Linked DNA regions of Homo sapiens: region 1 is linked to region 2. A link is a loop called in an ENCODE intact Hi-C map of the cell type or tissue named here. Cell type or tissue: PC-9. All regions are shown on one strand. Links, peaks and the distances in the headings refer to the core of each region. The heading gives the core; the rest is flanking DNA.

Region 1 (8,334 bases), core at 304-8,303, 88 kb before region 2:
CTTAAAGTCAGAGACCACATCTCAGTTGAATTTATTACCCCAGCTTAGCACAGTGACCCACTCAGAGAGAGTGCTCAATAAATCATGAATGGAGGGAGAGAGGGACAGAAAGCAAGACTCGGTGAAAGCAATCAGCTACAAAGTTGGCCACTGGGTTGTCTCCCAACTGTGACTCCATTACCTTCAATATCAGGCCACTCGCCCTCTCCCATCAATGGTTTATCTTTAGAAAACTAATTCCTTGAGTTGCAGCTAATGGCTATCTTTTACAGGTAAAGAGAGATGGTGTTGTAGTGGAAACCTCTCCCTGGGTTAGCAGAGCTGCTCCTAGCTGAGCAGAGTAAATGGAGGCAGATGCAGGTCACTTCTGCACCATCACTTTCTCTAAACCTGCCTCGCTTTTCTCTTAGCAGAACTCCTACCGTGGACGCTGAGCCAGAGCCTGCAGGGCTGCTGAGGGTATGCACTAGAGCCAAGGCTCATGAATGATGTTGGACCCAGGCAGAGGAGGTTAGTCCCAGGCATAGGAATATCTGGTAGGTCATATCACAGTTCAACAATATCTATTTCCCCTTCCTGAAGGAGCAGTACAGTTCCCCACCCCAATAAAGTTCAGCTGGCCCAGCAACTTGGTTTGGGCCGATGGAATATGAGTGCTAGTGGTGTAGTCACTTGTAATGCTCCAGAGAGCAGCAGCCTGAATCACAGAGTGAGATCAATGACAGCACAGAGCAGAGCCACCAGATGACACCATGGTTGTGTAGTATGAGTAAAAAATAAAACTTTGCTGCTTTAAGTCACTAAGGTATGAGGCTGTTTGTTACTGCTGCATAGCCAAGACTATCCTGACTGCTATAAGGTACAAGGGATTTAACCTAACAGGTGGCCCCTCAGTTCATAATTAATGTATGAAATATCATATTTCACCTACAAAGAAGTATTCTTTTGGCCGAAAGCCTTCTTTAAAAAATACACTATTGACTATTTACACTCAATATGAATCATTTTGTGGAAGGTCCTAATTTTCCTGAACTAGCTTTGGGACAGATTAGGGAAGAAAGCAAAGACTAAAAAGAAGCAGAGGTGGAAAAAAGGCAGTGCAAATCTACAGAGTTAGGACAGAAGGAAGTATAAGGAGGGGAAGTATCAGAGGAGAGAAATGGGGAGGATTTAAAGGGTGAGAGTAAGGACCTGCCTTTTGCTAACTCTGTGCCAGGCATGTGCTGCCTGGTTCCCACACCACCTGCTGTGGTGAAGAGTTTTCAGGCCCAAGTGAAAGTCATGGCATTCACATCCCACAGTGCCCTGGGAGAAACTATTTATTATCTAGGAATGAATGCAACCAAGGTTGTTTAAAAATATAACCTGTAGTTTTCTATATGCCTTGGTTTTGATCAATGATCAATTTACCAGGAAAGCAGAGAACTCATCCTCAGGGGATACACACCATATTCTCAGCACTGGTCCTTGATCAAGATAGCAGCTCCCTTCGAAGCCATAAACGACAGCTTCTTGTGATGCCTAGAAGGATGCTGGCTGATTCTAATGAAGGCTTGATGATCCCTCTAAGATGCAGGAGAGGAAGAAGTCATGCTCCTCATGCACCTACACGCAGAAGAGAGGTCCTTCTTATCCCTACTCCACATCCAAGTCCAGACCAGACCAGCCACTATATCACTCACCTTCCAAGTTCCTGCTCATTACCTACTTAAGCCTCTCCAAACTCCAGCAATTCAGAGGCAGGGCTTGGGGGAGAAAGAAACAGAGGCCCTGGGAGAGGTGGCTGGCAGGTCAGTAGGGATGTGTGCTCCCCCTGATTCATTAGGATCACATCCCTCACCATAGGAAACATCCTGTTTCCTTAACAAAAAAGGGCATTGGCTGTGCTGAACTGCCCCAACTCCACAGTACCCTGCCAATCCTTCCTTCTGCTTTGGTTTGCCTGCTGTTTTGTGAATTTCTGTGGGCAAGGCAGGGTGGAGATGCCACTGACTCAGAGCTGTGAGAGCAGCCCCCCTGGGCAGACAGCTAGGACTTCTACCCCTAGGACCCGTTCTCCATCCTCCTTTTGTATCTGGAACATACTCTCTACACAGTGTGATGGTGAAGACCACGGCCTGGTTCAAACTCTGCCCTTCTCTGGCCAGCTTTTACCTGGAGTTCCCAACTGTCTCTAAATCGTGGCTTCCTCACCTGTAAAGATGAGAATAATAATGCAGGGCTGCTGAGGGTATCCTCATACAGCTCTCGTGAGGATCAAGTGAGGCAAGGATTACAAAGCACTTAGAGCAGGTCCTGCCATCCTGTAAGTTTGTGACAGATGGTAGCTTTTACTATTGGGTAGCAGGCTTCTGAAAACTCTACATATGATCTCTCTAACCCTTGCTGATGGGACAACTCCAAGCACATAGTAGTTGCCCTATAAATGTTTTTTAAATGAACGGGTAAAGTAGGTACAAGAATTTCTCAACTGCCCAAGTCTTGAAATACACATGTAGATAGAACACAGCTTTCCAAAGAGTACAAAAATAGATAACTAAAATTTATAAGGGCCTGAGTTCCCCCTAAAAGCAGAAGTGAGACAAGGGGTTGTGAGCAGGGGGCTTATTTTGGGAAGCAGTCCTGAGGAACAGGAGTGGAAGGTAGGGAAGTGAGGACAAGCCAGTTCAAGGGGATATTTTCAAGCTGGCCCTCGCTGTGGGGGACCAGGACTCTGACCCCTCTTGGACCCTCTAGTAATGTAGAAGCCACCTCAGAAACCATCCACTGGCTCCCACTCCCCACTGCAGAAAGTTTGCCGTGGGCTGTTTATTCCTCACACTTCTAAGTTTGCAAGTGAGTTGGAAAAGCTGAGTGGTTTCCCCCAGGCACCCCCTGCCCTCCATGTAGAAGCAGAGGAGCCCCGGGGGAAGAGGCAAGGGGAGCGCAGTGTCCCTGAAGCAGACACTATCAGGCTCCACGTGCATGCCACCTGGTTGCTGTGGCAACAGCTGGGGTGGAAAGGTGGGTCAAGAGGGTATGCGGCCGAGTGCAAGGAAGTCTACAATACAATATGTGATCCTTTAAAACCCTTCATTCTAGATCAGTAAGATTAAAGTCATTTCAAAAACTATTGTTTTGGGTTTTTTTTTTTTTTTTTTGTTAGGAGTCCCCAGTTCTTTTCTTCTACCTCCTCATTTTTCCACTATTTTCATCACCGGCTACAGTGATTGCCTTTTCTCCTCCTTTCCATTATTCACAACAAAGCCAAGTTTTTGTTCCACCTTGAAAGTTATGACATATGGGAGATAAGTAAAGGATGTCGAGGTGACCCTGAGTCATGGATGCTGGTGAGGGCTGGACAAGCCCATTGGTTCTGTGACTCATCAAATTCACACATGACTTCTGGGGTGGGATGTGATACTATTTAACCTTTCCCAGCACTGTCTGCCTTTCTCGGCTTTGCCATCTAATTAGCACCTTATCTTGGGTGGCCTTAGCCTTTCATTGCCAGTAATGCACCACTTAGCACTTTATTTTAATAGAATCAATGCTGATATGTATGTAATAATTTTATCCCCTAATAATTTCACCTTTTTATGTCCTGTCTCCTTAACTCAGAAATAGACCAGGTCTTCTATTTCTTTGATTCTGAACTCAATGCTGGATACACAGTAATTAGATAAATGCTCAAGTTTTACATGAACTGTGTATGTCTTTATTACTCATTCAAACATGTCAGCCCATTAACAAAACTCCTGCAGGGTTGAAATAATTATGAAATCCAGTTATTTATATTTTTACCAACTTTCAGTCATGTATAAGGCATAGATTTCACTCCCCCTGCCCCACTAATTTTATTGCTTTGAAGGTATATTTGCCAAGGTACAAGGATGGAACAAAGTTTATTTAAATATAAGCATTTGATGTCTAGGCCTCCATTCATACCCTCACCCTCTGCAGCTCTGCAAATGTTAGGGCTGGTCTGACTGTGATTCAAGGTCTCCATGCACAACATGAGGAAATATCTGTACTTAATGAGCTTTTTCTTGACTTAGAATCTCCTTCTCTGTCTCTTGGCAGGATGACACCTAGCCCATCTAGGAAGAGGGTTAACATTTCCAGTTTTTCAGGGTCATCAGTTCTTTCTACAATATTCAGTGCATAGGAATTCATGCAGTGAATCATGATTTACTTTATGGAAAAACATCTCCTGAACTAGATAAGATCAACAGCCTCGGGCCATCAGTATTTGAACCTTAGGAGAGCTTTCAGAGACCCACCCTCCCTTGCAAAAGTGCAGCTTACTCATTTATCTCTGCAGCCCCCTCATCACCTAGGTTCCAAATATATAAATGGATAGGCCTGCCCAACCAAACGTCATCGACCATTGTTTTCTTTATAGCACTGGACCACAGGACCAGGTATGTAAAGAAGATCATGTAATAAAATCAAGCTGATACTGAAGGCAAGTTTTCCTAAGTGATCTTAGTCTGCTGTAGTCTATCAATTAAAAAAAAATTAGGTCCCTTAGAAAATGGGATGTTAAGATACTTGGAAGAGATAAAGAAGACAATACAAGTGCTGAGTGGGATTGTAAACCCTGATTTCCAATAACCCATGCCCAAGAGTCATCACCTCCCAGGACATGAAGGGATTTCCTCAGAGAAATGATGTCTGTGTCACTCACATACATTACTGGCATTCAATTCTCAGGATCCAGTTCTAGTCTATAGTTACCATTATTATACCCATTTTATAGATAAATATACTGAGGCTTAAAACAGTAATTGGACAAATGGAAAGTGATAGAGATCAAAGAGCGGGGATGTAAGCCCAGGTTTCTCTGATTCCAAAACCTACACACTTAATGACTGTGCTGAACTACGACAAACACTGAACAAGTCTCTCTCTCTGTCTCTATTTCTCTCTCTCTCTCTTACTGATGGATAGATTATCATAATAGTGTTACTGGAAAGGGGTCCCAATCCACACCCCAAGATAGGGTTCTTGGATCTTGTGCAAGAAAGCATTCAGGGCAAATCCCTATAGTGAAAGCAAGTTTATTAGGAAAGTAAAAGAATAAAGAATGGCTACTCCAAAGACAGAGCAGCCCTGAGGGCTGCTGTTTGCCGATTTTTATGGTTATTTCTTGATGATATGCTAAACAAGGAGTGGATTATTGATGCCTCCCCCTTTCAGACCATATAGGGTAACTTCCTGACGTTGCCATGGCATTTGTAAACTGTCATGGTGCTGATGGGAGTGTAGCAGTGAGGGCGACCAGAGGTCACCCTCGTGGCCACCTTGGTTTTGGTGGGTTTTAGCCGGCTTCTTTACTGCAATCTGTTTTATCGGCAAGGTCTTTATGACCTGTATTTTGTGCTGACCTCCTATCTCATCCTGTGACTTAGAATGCCTTAACTGTCTGGGAATGCAGCCTGGTAAGTCTCAGCCTCATTTTACCCAGCCCCTGTTCAAGATGGAGTTGCTCTGGTTCAAACACCTCTGACAATAGCAAAGGACATTGTAGAGAAAGTGACTAGCGTAGGCATTGGGTTGCAACTGCAAGCTACAGCAGGGAGAGAAGAATAGAAATTGATGGGATTCAGCCAGCAGATTTAGGGACTGCCATGCGCAGGATGGGGCACCAGGCAGCCATGCTTGTGGGATGCACTGTAGATACAGAGGGATCTGGATTTAAATCTCCAGTACGGTACTTAGCATGTGTGTGTGACTGGAGAAGTTTATTTTGATCGCTTTGCCTCACTCCCCTATCTGTGAAATGGAAATAATTTGTGAGCAAGTTGTGGGGATTCAGCATGATGAAGTGCACCATGCCCGACTCACAGTCAGCGCTCCTCACAAAAGGCAGCTCTTTTAAACAGCGCCTCATTGACTTGCCATTAGAAACCCACTTCCTGTGGCCTTTTCTTCATCCTGGACATGCCAGAGGCCACAGCTAGGGCTAGCTGGGAGGTGGGCATATCGGTAGCAAACCTCTCCTCTGGCCACGGGCGTATCTTCCCCACCTGCAGGAAGACCCCAGCTCCTTCAGCGAATGGTTTGCCCTCAGGCTGTGAGCTCTTCTGAGGCCTCGAGAGTATCTGTCAGCTCCCTGAGGAGAGGCTGGTGGTCACCATTTTGTAAAGCGGCAAACTAGAGACACGGCCCTGATAAGGAAGCAGTAGCCAGGTGTCTTCCTGCTACCCCACCCCACCCAGGAGGGGTCCAGTGTGTCCTTGCTGTGCAGTTCCACAGCACCCCGTGGAATGTGACGCTCACACAAGCCTTCTGTCTGGTGTTTGTGTCCAGCAGCTCAGCTCACCTCTTCAGCCTCAGCTCCTTGTCTCTCTGACAAGCCTCACAGAATCCCTAACACTGAGGCCTGGCTGCCTGTACCCAGCTCAAAAACATCGCCTCGGACTCCCTCTTCATGCTCCCCGGAGGCCTCTGCCAGGTCAGCCTCTCATTGCTGGCGCCCAGATTGGCCTTCCCTGGGGGCCCTGCATGACAGCTGAGGCCAGGCTGGAGGAAGGAGCAGGCCCCAGTGAGTTATGAGGCTGTAATTCCATCAAGGGCTTCTGGAGAGATCGTAAACTCATGTCCCAAGTCTCCCCGGTCCCCCGACCCCTTTTCTCCTCAGAGTGATTTATGAGCCCATAATTCTGAGGTGGGACTGCTTCTTATTTCACATAATCCAAATATTTTCATAAAGCCGCATCGTTCTTTCTCCTGGTCTCTGGTTTCCTTCTTCAGAGCTAAAGAGCTGCAACAGCGTCGTCTAGTGGCTGAACCCCAGGGTGGCCCCCCTGGTGGAATCACCCATCACACCACTTTTGAGATGGCTGTGGAAACCCAAGTCATGCCTGAAACCAAGTGGATATGGAGGGCCTCTCTGGGGGTTCTGGGACATGCAGATATGAGCCAAGAGGGATTAACGCAGCTTTGATTTCTGCGTCATTAGTTGACAAGCATTTGCCGGGCTCCACTTAAGTGGCGCTCTCTGCAGATCCTGTGAGCTGTATTGCCAAGCCCAGGTTCCTTCTCGTGGCCATATTTCTGCCCTTCACATGCCAAAGACCATGTGTGACTGTGGTCACCCTCAACAAGGCCCCGCCTGGCCCAACACACCACCCTGAGGCCAATGGAACATAACGTTTATTACCTGACATTATAGCTTCCGTCTACGCTTTTAATGCCAGTCTCTCGCATTGGAATATAATAAGCTCCATAATAAGCTCCACAATTGTGGGGATGTTGCCTGGTTGGGCTCTGCTGTATTATCTTGCCCCAAGCAGAAGTATTTGTTGAATAAAGCATGAAGGAGAGAGCCAATGAGTGATCACGTGAGGCAGCTGGGTGGTCCACAGCATTGGCCTCAATAGATGAAAGAGACACACAGGCTTGCTGGGTGCATCCAAGCCCCAAGCTTGAGGATCAATGGTGGTAGGGCTGGTATAGACACTTTCCTGCCATTTTCCCCTTTTCTCTGGCTTTGCTTTGGGTGGAGGCCCATAGTCAGGGGTTTCATGGAAGGAGAAAGAAGTGAAAATTCTTGGAGCTCGCACTGGAATGGGGCCAGAGAGTGGGACCTCTGAATGGTAATCATCCTACCAACTGTGCCGAAGGCCCCTTCTCAGCCTGCTAGGTGCACTTCATGGGAGGCTACTATGGTGACGCACCATTACTGCAGCCTGAGGACCTCTGCCCTGGGATAGAGACAATGACTAGGACTGCAGCTAAGTGAGTAGAGGCCACCCTGTAGCCCAGACCCTCTCTGGGACCTGTCTCTTCCTCCCCTCCCTCCCTGCTTCCTGACTTCTGCCTGTGCACGGATTTTCCCTTTAAGATCTGCTCACGTTCTCCTCAGTGGTGGCTGGTAACCATGGAAACTACAATTAGGCTGCTTTGCTCCAAGTCTCTAAAAATTACCAAGTGCAGGCAGCAGCAGCCCCTGACTTATGACAGGCCCCACCCGAGCTCTCTTGCAGGCTCTTTTAGGACACACCCTTTGCTGGGCCAAAGACAATGCTCCAGGAACTCCTGTGAAGAAGGATCAGTTTCTCTTCGTAGACATTTCCAATTCATCACAGTTCAATGTTTTTGTAAAATGCAATGAAAACAAATTAGAAATGAAATGGAAAAAAGATATACAACATTCAAGCCCCGTTTTATTGTGATAAATTTAATAGACGTAAGATTACTCATTAAAACTGCCACAAAAGTTTTCAAAATTGCTCTCCATTTTTGTACCAAATTATCATAGATCAGCACCAGTGTGTAGACAGGCTCCAGGCCCTGGACCATCCTTTGAATAGCTCTAGTCTGGAGTCACATCCAGGACCAAGCCTT
Region 2 (8,334 bases), core at 195-8,194:
GAAAATGGCCATACTGCCCAAGGTAATTTATAGATTCAATGCCATCCCCATCAAGCTACCAATGACTTTCTTCACAGAATTGGAAAAAACTACTTTAAAGTTCTATGGAACCAAAAAAGAGCCCGCATCACCAAGTCAATCCTAAGCCAGAAGAACAAAGCTGGAGGCATCATGCTACCTGACTTCAAACTATGCTACAAGGCTACAGTAACCAAAACAGCATGGCACTGGTACCAAAACAGAGATACAGATCAATGGAACAGAACAGAACAGAGTCCTCAGAAATAACACCGCATATCTACAACTATCTGATCTTTGACAAAACTGACAAAAACAAGAAATGGGGAAAGGATTCCCTATTTAATAAATGGTGCTGGGAAAACTGGCTAGCCATATGTAGAAAGCTGAAACTGGATCCCTTCCTTACACTTTATACAAAAATTAATTCAAGATGGATTAAAGACTTACATGTTAGACCTAAAACCATAAAAACCCTAGAAGAAAACCTAGGCAATACCATTCAGGACATAGGCATGGGCAAGGACTTCATGTCTAAAACACCAAAAACAATGGCAACAAAAGCCAAAATTGACAAATGGAATCTAATTAAACTAAAGAGATTCTGCACAGCAAAAGAAACTACCATCAGAGTGAACAGGCAACCTACAGAATGGGAGAAAATTTTTGCAATCTACTCATCTGACAAAGGGCTAATATCCAGAATCTACAATGAACTCAAACAAATTTACAAGAAAAAAACAAACAACCCCATCAAAAAGTGGGCAAAGGACATGAACAGACACTTCTCAAAAGAAGGCATTTATGCAGCCAAAAAACACATGAAAAAATGCTCTTCATCACAGGCCATCAGAGAAATGCAAATCAAAACCACAATGAGATACCATCTCACACCAGTTAGAATGGCAATCATTAAAAAGTCAGGAAACAACAGGTGCTGGAGAGGATGTGGAGAAATAGGAACACTTTTACACTGTTGGTGGGACTGTAAACTAGTTCAACCATTGTGAAAGTCAGTGTGGCTATTCCTCAGGGATCTAGAACTAGAAATACCATTTGACCCAGCCATCCCATTACTGGGTATATACCCAAAGGACTATAAATCATGCTGCTATAAAGACACATGCACACATATGTTTATTGTGGCACTATTCACAATAGCAAAGACTTGGAACCAACCCAAATGCCCAACAATGATAGACTGGATTAAGAAAATGTGGCACATATATACGATGGAATACTATGCAGCCATAAAAAATGATGAGTTCATGTCCTTTGTAGGGACATGGATGAAATTGGAAATCATCATTCTCAGTAAACTATCAGAAGGACAAAAAACCAAACACCACATATTCTCACTCATAGGTAGGAATTGAACAATGAGAACACATGGACACAGGAAGGGGAACATCACACTCTGGGGACTGTTGTGGGGTGGGGGGAGGGGGGAGGGATAGCTTTAGGAGATATACCTAATGCTAATTGATGAGTTAATGGGTGCAGCACACCAGCATGGCACATGTATACATATGTAACTAACCTGCACATTGTGCACATGTACCCTAAAACTTAAAGTATAATAGTAATAAAAAAAAAAGAAAAGAAAAACTCTGTCCCATCATCCAAGAGAGTTTGAGAAGCACAGATCTAGTTGCAATCCACTGCTCCAAGAATTGGCATCTAAGACACCAGGCTGTGGACTAGCTGTTTTTTTTCATAGGCATTCTGAGAAACAGCAAGAATAAGAGGCAGGGAGAGAGAGAAAGAGAGAGACAGTAGAAGAGGGAAAGGAGAAAGAGCGAGGCAGGCTGATGGACAGAGAAAAAGTACCTCCTTCCGGTATAGCCTCTTTCACCTGAAACTGGAAATTCCACATTCCAATACAGTGATACTAAATCTAATCCTTTCTGACACCCTTTCCTAAGATTATGGTTATGGAGCAAGTCAAAATGAAGGGAGTACACTGACAACACATCCTCTCTGGGTGGCTGCCCACCTAGAATGACCCAGAGCAGAGAACAACCATGCCCAACACTGAAAACACATCCTCATGGACAGCCACTCTCCTAGCACAGCCTGGCTGCTCCAGCACCCTCTCTCCTCCATGCTTCTAGTCTAGATGTTCTTGCTTCTTTAAGAATTTAAAAAGAGACCATAATCCAAACCTCTGCTATAATTCCCACTGAGCAAAACCTCCTGCAGAAATTTTTCAGCTCAGGCAGCATACCCAGTGATTAAGAACAAAGGCATCACAGTCAAACATACTTGAGTTTGAGTTCTGGCTCCTGCTCTCCCTGCCTAGGTGACTTTGGGCACACCACTGACTTCATTAAAGCTTCAGTGTCTGCATCTATAAAATAGAGATAACAATGCCTAATATTTACTGAGTGTTATACCATATGCTTGATATTGGCTACCTGCTTTATCTGGAAAATCTCAAATAAATAATTTTATGAGATAGATACATCTATCCCCATTTTTCAGGTGAGGAAACCGAGGCTTTGAGAGGGTAATAACTTGCCAAGTTTACACAGTGAGTAAAAATCAGGACTCATTATTATGCACTCTGCTTCCCAGTGCTGTTTAATTAATATAAGATACCACCATACTATCTAATTCATAGGATGGCTGTGAAGATAAGATAATGCATTTATCACAATGCTTTGCTAGATAGTCGTTGCTATTGCTTTTGACATTCTTTTCCTAGGGCTATCTTGGGGCCTCTGAAAGTCCCTCAGCTTCAAGGCTACAACCTAGGGCAGCAAAAACTTGGCAGGCTCCAGAAGGAACTGAGCCAGGGCTTTCTTGGCAAGTGGCCCAGCCTGCACACCCTTCAATAGTCCAGGGTCTCCTATAAATATGCCAACACCAAATCACAGGCTCAGAAGCAAATCTCAATAGTTACTCAATTTCAGGCTCGAAAGCACTTTTCATCTTGCACTTTTAACATCAGCTAAAAAGTTCTCCCAGGTTCCCTGCTTCTGGATCCTTCCATTGAATCTTTTTAAATGCTGAGCCCCTCTCCGCAGAATATCGTTAAATGTCAACTATGAAAAGAGGGGAGTAGAGCCAAAGGGTAGGGAAGAAATCTGGGGAGATTGCCTGACTCTCGTAAGTATTTATTCCCACTTGGTGAGTCAGTGTTTGAGCCAGAACTCTCCCCTGGGCTTCCCAAGGAGGATTTTCGATGCTAGGTGATGGGAAGGCTGAATGCCAACTTCTTCCCAGCCATGCCCTTGAAAACCCTTGGAAACCTCAGACCTTGCTAATAGGTTCAGGGCTGACTCTATGTTGAGCAAGGTGACCTTGTTGTCTCTAATCCATACACTATACAGCAGAGTAAGTATTATTATTCTCACTTTAGAGATAAAGAAACTGAGGCTAGAGGTGTTAAGTCACTGGCCTAGGGCCATACGGCCAATGAGCCAGAACTTGAGCCAGGTCTATTTAGCACTGGTGTCTGAGCTGTTTCTCTCCAAAGGCCCTGCGATTTCTCCCACTGGGACAGGACCCTAGACCTCTAATAGGACTGAGATGCCTTTCCTCCAACCTCTTTCCTGGTCACCTGGACCAGCATATCATCATATGGTCCTCATGAATTCTAACCTCTGCACACCACCCTATCTGAGTGGAAGTGGGCTCCTTTCATGATTTCCTTTTTTTTTTTTTTTTTTTTTTTTTTTTTTTTTTTTTTTTTTTTGAGATGGAGTCTTGCTCTGTTGCCCAGGCTGGAGTGCAATGGTGCAATCTGAGCTCACCGCAACCTCCGCCTCCCAGGTTCAAGCAATTCTCCTGCTTCAGCCTCCCGAGTAGCTGGGATTACAGGCGCCCAACACCATGCTCAGCTAATTTTTGTATTTTTCAGTAGAGACAGGGTTTCACCATGTTGGTCAGGCTGGTCTCGAACTCCTGATGTCAGGTGTTCCACCTGCCTCAGCACTTGGCCACAATTTCCTCTTTCAATTTCATTTATTTTATTTCTAAGGTGGTTATATGGAGAGGAAAAGATAATCTCATTCACTAGGCTGATGCAGGGTGATTGGAGCCCTTGTTTATGAGGTTTTTAGCAGTTTCCCAATTTATCAAAGGGACTCATGTCAAAACCTGTTGGAGGTACCCTCAGTATAGCTTCGTTCTAGGTTTACAGGACTTGAGAGACATTGAGTGGGAAAGGGTCATATCCCTCATCCCTCAGGGGTCAGTGAAAGGAACATGGCGATGAGATGAGACACAGTCAGTCTAAGTCTCCAGGTAATTGTTTTCCATGTCAATGACGGCACAGTGACTCATGGTGCCACCTGCATCAGAATCTCCTTGAGGGCTTGCTAAAGCAGACTGTGGGGCCACGGCCCATCTCTAAATCACAATGCAATCTGCAACAGAGTTCAGGAAAAGTCCTAGGCTCCAGGCGATTCTGATTGGGCAAGTTGCCCAACCTCTTGTGCTTCAGTTATCTTATATTGTAAATTAAGAATAATAATAGTACCTAGCTCCTAAGATGCTGAAAAGAGAGAGAGAAAGTGCTTATCTGTGGGAGCAAAAGTGTTCTAAGCATCTCTGCTTCAGAGCCCTCCAATCCAAAGTTTCACTATAGTCCCTAGATGTAGTAAGTATTTAAGTGACTTGGTTTGCTACTGCAAGCTGGGAAAATGGTAAAAACTAACTGATGATGTCATTACAGCTGAAGAAGACAGAGTAGAGGGTCAAAGTCTTTCTAACTCTAAGCAATCAATCAACAAATATGTAGTGAGCATCCAGTGCGAGCCCAACATCACGGAACCACCAAAGTTCTTACCTATAGCAACTTAATTCAGAGTTGAGGAGATGAGAAAAAAAAACACACACAAGGTTAAATAAGAATTAACTAGAGAACAAGAAAATCATTAAAAGATGTCCCATGTTCATTTATTCGTTCGGCATATATATTCATTAATTTCCTATTGTGTGCCATGCACTTTACTAGAAACTGAAGATACAAGGTTGAATAAATGGTCTCTCCCTCAAGATATTTAAAGTCTAGAGAAAGAGACAGATGAGCAAATCGATGTTCATGATTAATTTACTTTCTTCTGGCTATGAGTATTGACAAAGGATAAGTTTCAGAGTATTTGAAATACTTCATTCAGGGCCTAAGAGATCAGCTCTAACACTTTAAGCAGGAAGGCATTCAAGGTCTGGTTCCTGGTCTCAGAGAATTTAGAGCTCCAGATTCAAAGTCTAGAGATGAATATACTAAGTGGATCACTATCAAAGTAGTAACAGCAGACAGTTTTGAAATCTTATCTAAAGGTAGCTGTGAAGTCTGAAAACACAAGTAAATCTGCTCTAAATTGTTTACCACAATCCATGGGAGGGGGAAATAGGTAAAAGACCCAACCCACCTTTAATAACCCATTCAATAAAGCAGGAAGGTAGAGATGAGAGAATCAAATCACGTCCCCGCTTTCTGCAAAGCTCATTGTCTTGGTTCCTTGACGGGAGGAATAGCACCTGTTTATTCACTGCTATAGAGCCAGCACCTAGCAGACTACCTGGATCTGCTGCCATGGTCGCTGGTGTCTAATCAATAATTGTTGAATTAATCAATGAAAGAATTGATGATACAGTTGTTCAGACCAGAGAGTACAAAGTACTCCGTATGTGGCCAACCATCAGACCAGTGAATTTTTAGCAGACAGCTCTTTTTAGAGAGCTGTCTTCTCTGAGCTCTAGACTTGTGTATCCAACTGTCTATTTGTCAACTCCTCTTAGCTGCTGCAAAGTCTCCTCAAACTCAGAAAGGACGGACTCATGATCACTCCTTGCACATGCTTTCCTAGGTCTGCACATCTCCATGAATGCCACCAACTCGGCCCAGTGACAGAAGCCAGAAACCAAGGGCACATGACTTCACAGCCCTCTCCCCATTCCTTCTCACTCTTCCATCCCTTGGTGCTATCTATTCACTTCCTAAAATTCCCTTAAATCCAGCCCCTGCCATTGTTCTAATCCCTACTAGTATCTTTCTCCTGGGCTAATTCCATTGCATCCCACTCATCTATCTTCATCCTCTCTCCCTAGTATCTCTCTACCTTGTCTTTGCCTCTACCTGCATCACTCCTTATTTCCATCTTTACATTGCTAACACTTTCTCATCCATCAGATCGCAGAGAAACCTGCCCTCGTCTTCTTGACTAGGGCAAGGCTGTCTGCCATGAGCTCTAGCTAACTTCACTTTCATGACATTAGTCATAGCTGCAGTTTTACAGTCACCCATATAGTGGCCCATGGCTGGCTTCCTAACCCAGAATGGCCAACTACATCCATGCATCTGGTAGCAAGGAGGATGGTAGAAGGAATAGTTAGGAATTCAGTTTAAGTAAAAGTGTTTGGGGCAGGAAAGGGAAAGAAAACAATCATTTTGTGCTGCAAAAGTTTTCAGGGTTAGGAAAGGAGTGAGCCCCAGACCCCTGGTTTGCTTGACTCATGGGAGGTGCCTTGACTCAGAAGCTGCCAGCACCCAGTTAAGTACCATCAGTGAGCAAAGCAGGTGCAGGGGAAATGAGAGGGGCACCCCAGAAAGCTCGTGCCTGCCTGAAAGTCAGCTCCAGCTGACTGCTGCCTTGTGGGAACATCAGTCCCGTGTGGTCAGGTCTGGATTTATTTTTTCAGAAGTCTGAAATCAAAATTCTTGGTTATGTCTCCTGCATTTTAAATGCTGGCAAATAATTCAAAATTTAAAAAAAAAAACAATGTGATAGTCAAATAAAACATATCTGTGGTTCCAGTTTCCATATGCAGACTTCGGTTTGCCATCTCTACATTAAGTTATTTCTCTATTTTCCCTACCCCAGCTCTACACAGCCCTATAGTTAATTCCTCTTCTGCCCCTCCGAGTACTTCACATAAACCAGACCCGCTCTGGCTGCTGGTTTGCAGTGCGTTAAGCTCCTTAACTCGTTTCTCAGTGGATTCATCCCAACTTGTCCCTCCCTTCCCAGCCCCCTCTGCTGAAAATTTCATGCTAGATTCCTTACCAGGTTATAAAGATCTCTTAGGCCTAGTCATCACTTATCCACAAATGTCTTTTTCTTTAAAACAACTTTTTAAAAGAGCCTTAGCAGTGGGTTCTCTGAAGGGCCAGAGCCTATCCTGCATCTCCACTCTGCCCCCACCTCCTCCATCCTCATCTTTCTCTACCCTCAGTCCTCTTCTGAGCACTCTCTAAACCCAGAAACCCAGGTCGCTGAGGAACACAGTTTGAAAACTGCTGTACCATTCATCCACCTAAAGACTAGCACTTGAAAATAGCTGTCACAGATCATACCAGTGGGCCAGGTGTGGTGGCTCATACCTGTAATCCCCTCACACCTGTAATCCAGGCCAAAGCAGGAGGATTGCTTGATGCTAGAAGTTTGAGACCAGCCTACGCGATGTAATGACACTCTGTCTCTCCAAAAAAAAAAAAAAAATCCCTCAGTTGTAGCAGTGGGCACCTGTAGTCCCAGCTACTTGAGAGACTGAGGCAGGAGGATTGCTTGAGCCCAGGAGTTTGAGGTTGCAGTGAGCCACAATTGTACCACTGCACTCTAGCTTGGGAGGCGGAGCAAGACCATCTCTAAAAAATAACAAAATAAAATTAAATTAAAATTTTGAAAAATTTAAAAGGCCAGGCCACTAGAAACAAGAGTCCTTACGGCATGAAATCAGATTTCTTCAAATACCACCAGGCAGCCCATCCTGTAAGTCCAACAGGAGGGATGCTACCGCTTAGAATAGAGGTGAGTAGAGCCCCAAATGGGAGTCTTGGCCGGACACAGATGGTGCCCACTCATGGAGATGGGAGTTACCAGCAAGAGAGAAAAGGGAGAGGCTCTACCCTGCCTGGTATCTGGATGTCAATCCCTACAGGTGTTAAATTGTCCCTTCCACGCAGCCTAAGCCCTCCTTTTTCCTCCTCTACTCCTCATCTCTGAGGACGGCCCCACTTGATCACCATGTCGGACATGTGACACACCACACTGAAACAGTCAATCCCCAAGTCTATGGTTTTCATTGCTTGGTTTCCTTCAAATCCATCTCCTTTCCTCCATCCCCACCGACAACCTTAGCCCAAGTGTGTCCCATGCCACAGCCACACAGGACTGCTGGTGTTTCCTCAGAGCATGTGCAAGCTCCCTTTCACTTCATGTCATCACAGATGCTATTGCAACTGCCTCCAGAGTCCCCTTCCTCCTCTCTTCATCAGCTTGATAACTCTTCCTGGTCCTTCGAGTTTAGCTAAAGGGTCTGATTCTGCAGAAAGTCTTTCCTAACTTCCCATACTAACTCTTCTTT

What was found. Peaks named below come from ENCODE experiments on the same cell type or tissue, not always from the same donor. Only the 100,000 strongest peaks of a DNase experiment are listed, where the experiment ranks them.
Region 1: a loop joins it to region 2, with 6 times the contacts of the local background. A loop is called at or near these places in 1 of 110 quality-filtered maps.

Annotation. Positions count from the first base shown.
Region 1 is chr7:132,112,402-132,120,735 of GRCh38, reverse strand. No RefSeq gene overlaps it. Among named protein-coding and RNA genes, the nearest start is that of PLXNA4-AS2, 140 kb to the left of the region's middle. RefSeq lists an enhancer at 6,241-6,741. In PC-9, for the core only: no CTCF peak of the experiment used is centred there; DNase peaks (open chromatin) are centred at 3,355 and 4,175; H3K27ac peaks cover 3,130 bases.
Region 2 is chr7:132,024,700-132,033,033 of GRCh38, reverse strand. No RefSeq gene overlaps it. Among named protein-coding and RNA genes, the nearest start is that of PLXNA4-AS2, 230 kb to the left of the region's middle. In PC-9, for the core only: no CTCF peak of the experiment used is centred there; DNase peaks (open chromatin) are centred at 1,923 and 4,323; H3K27ac peaks cover 3,211 bases.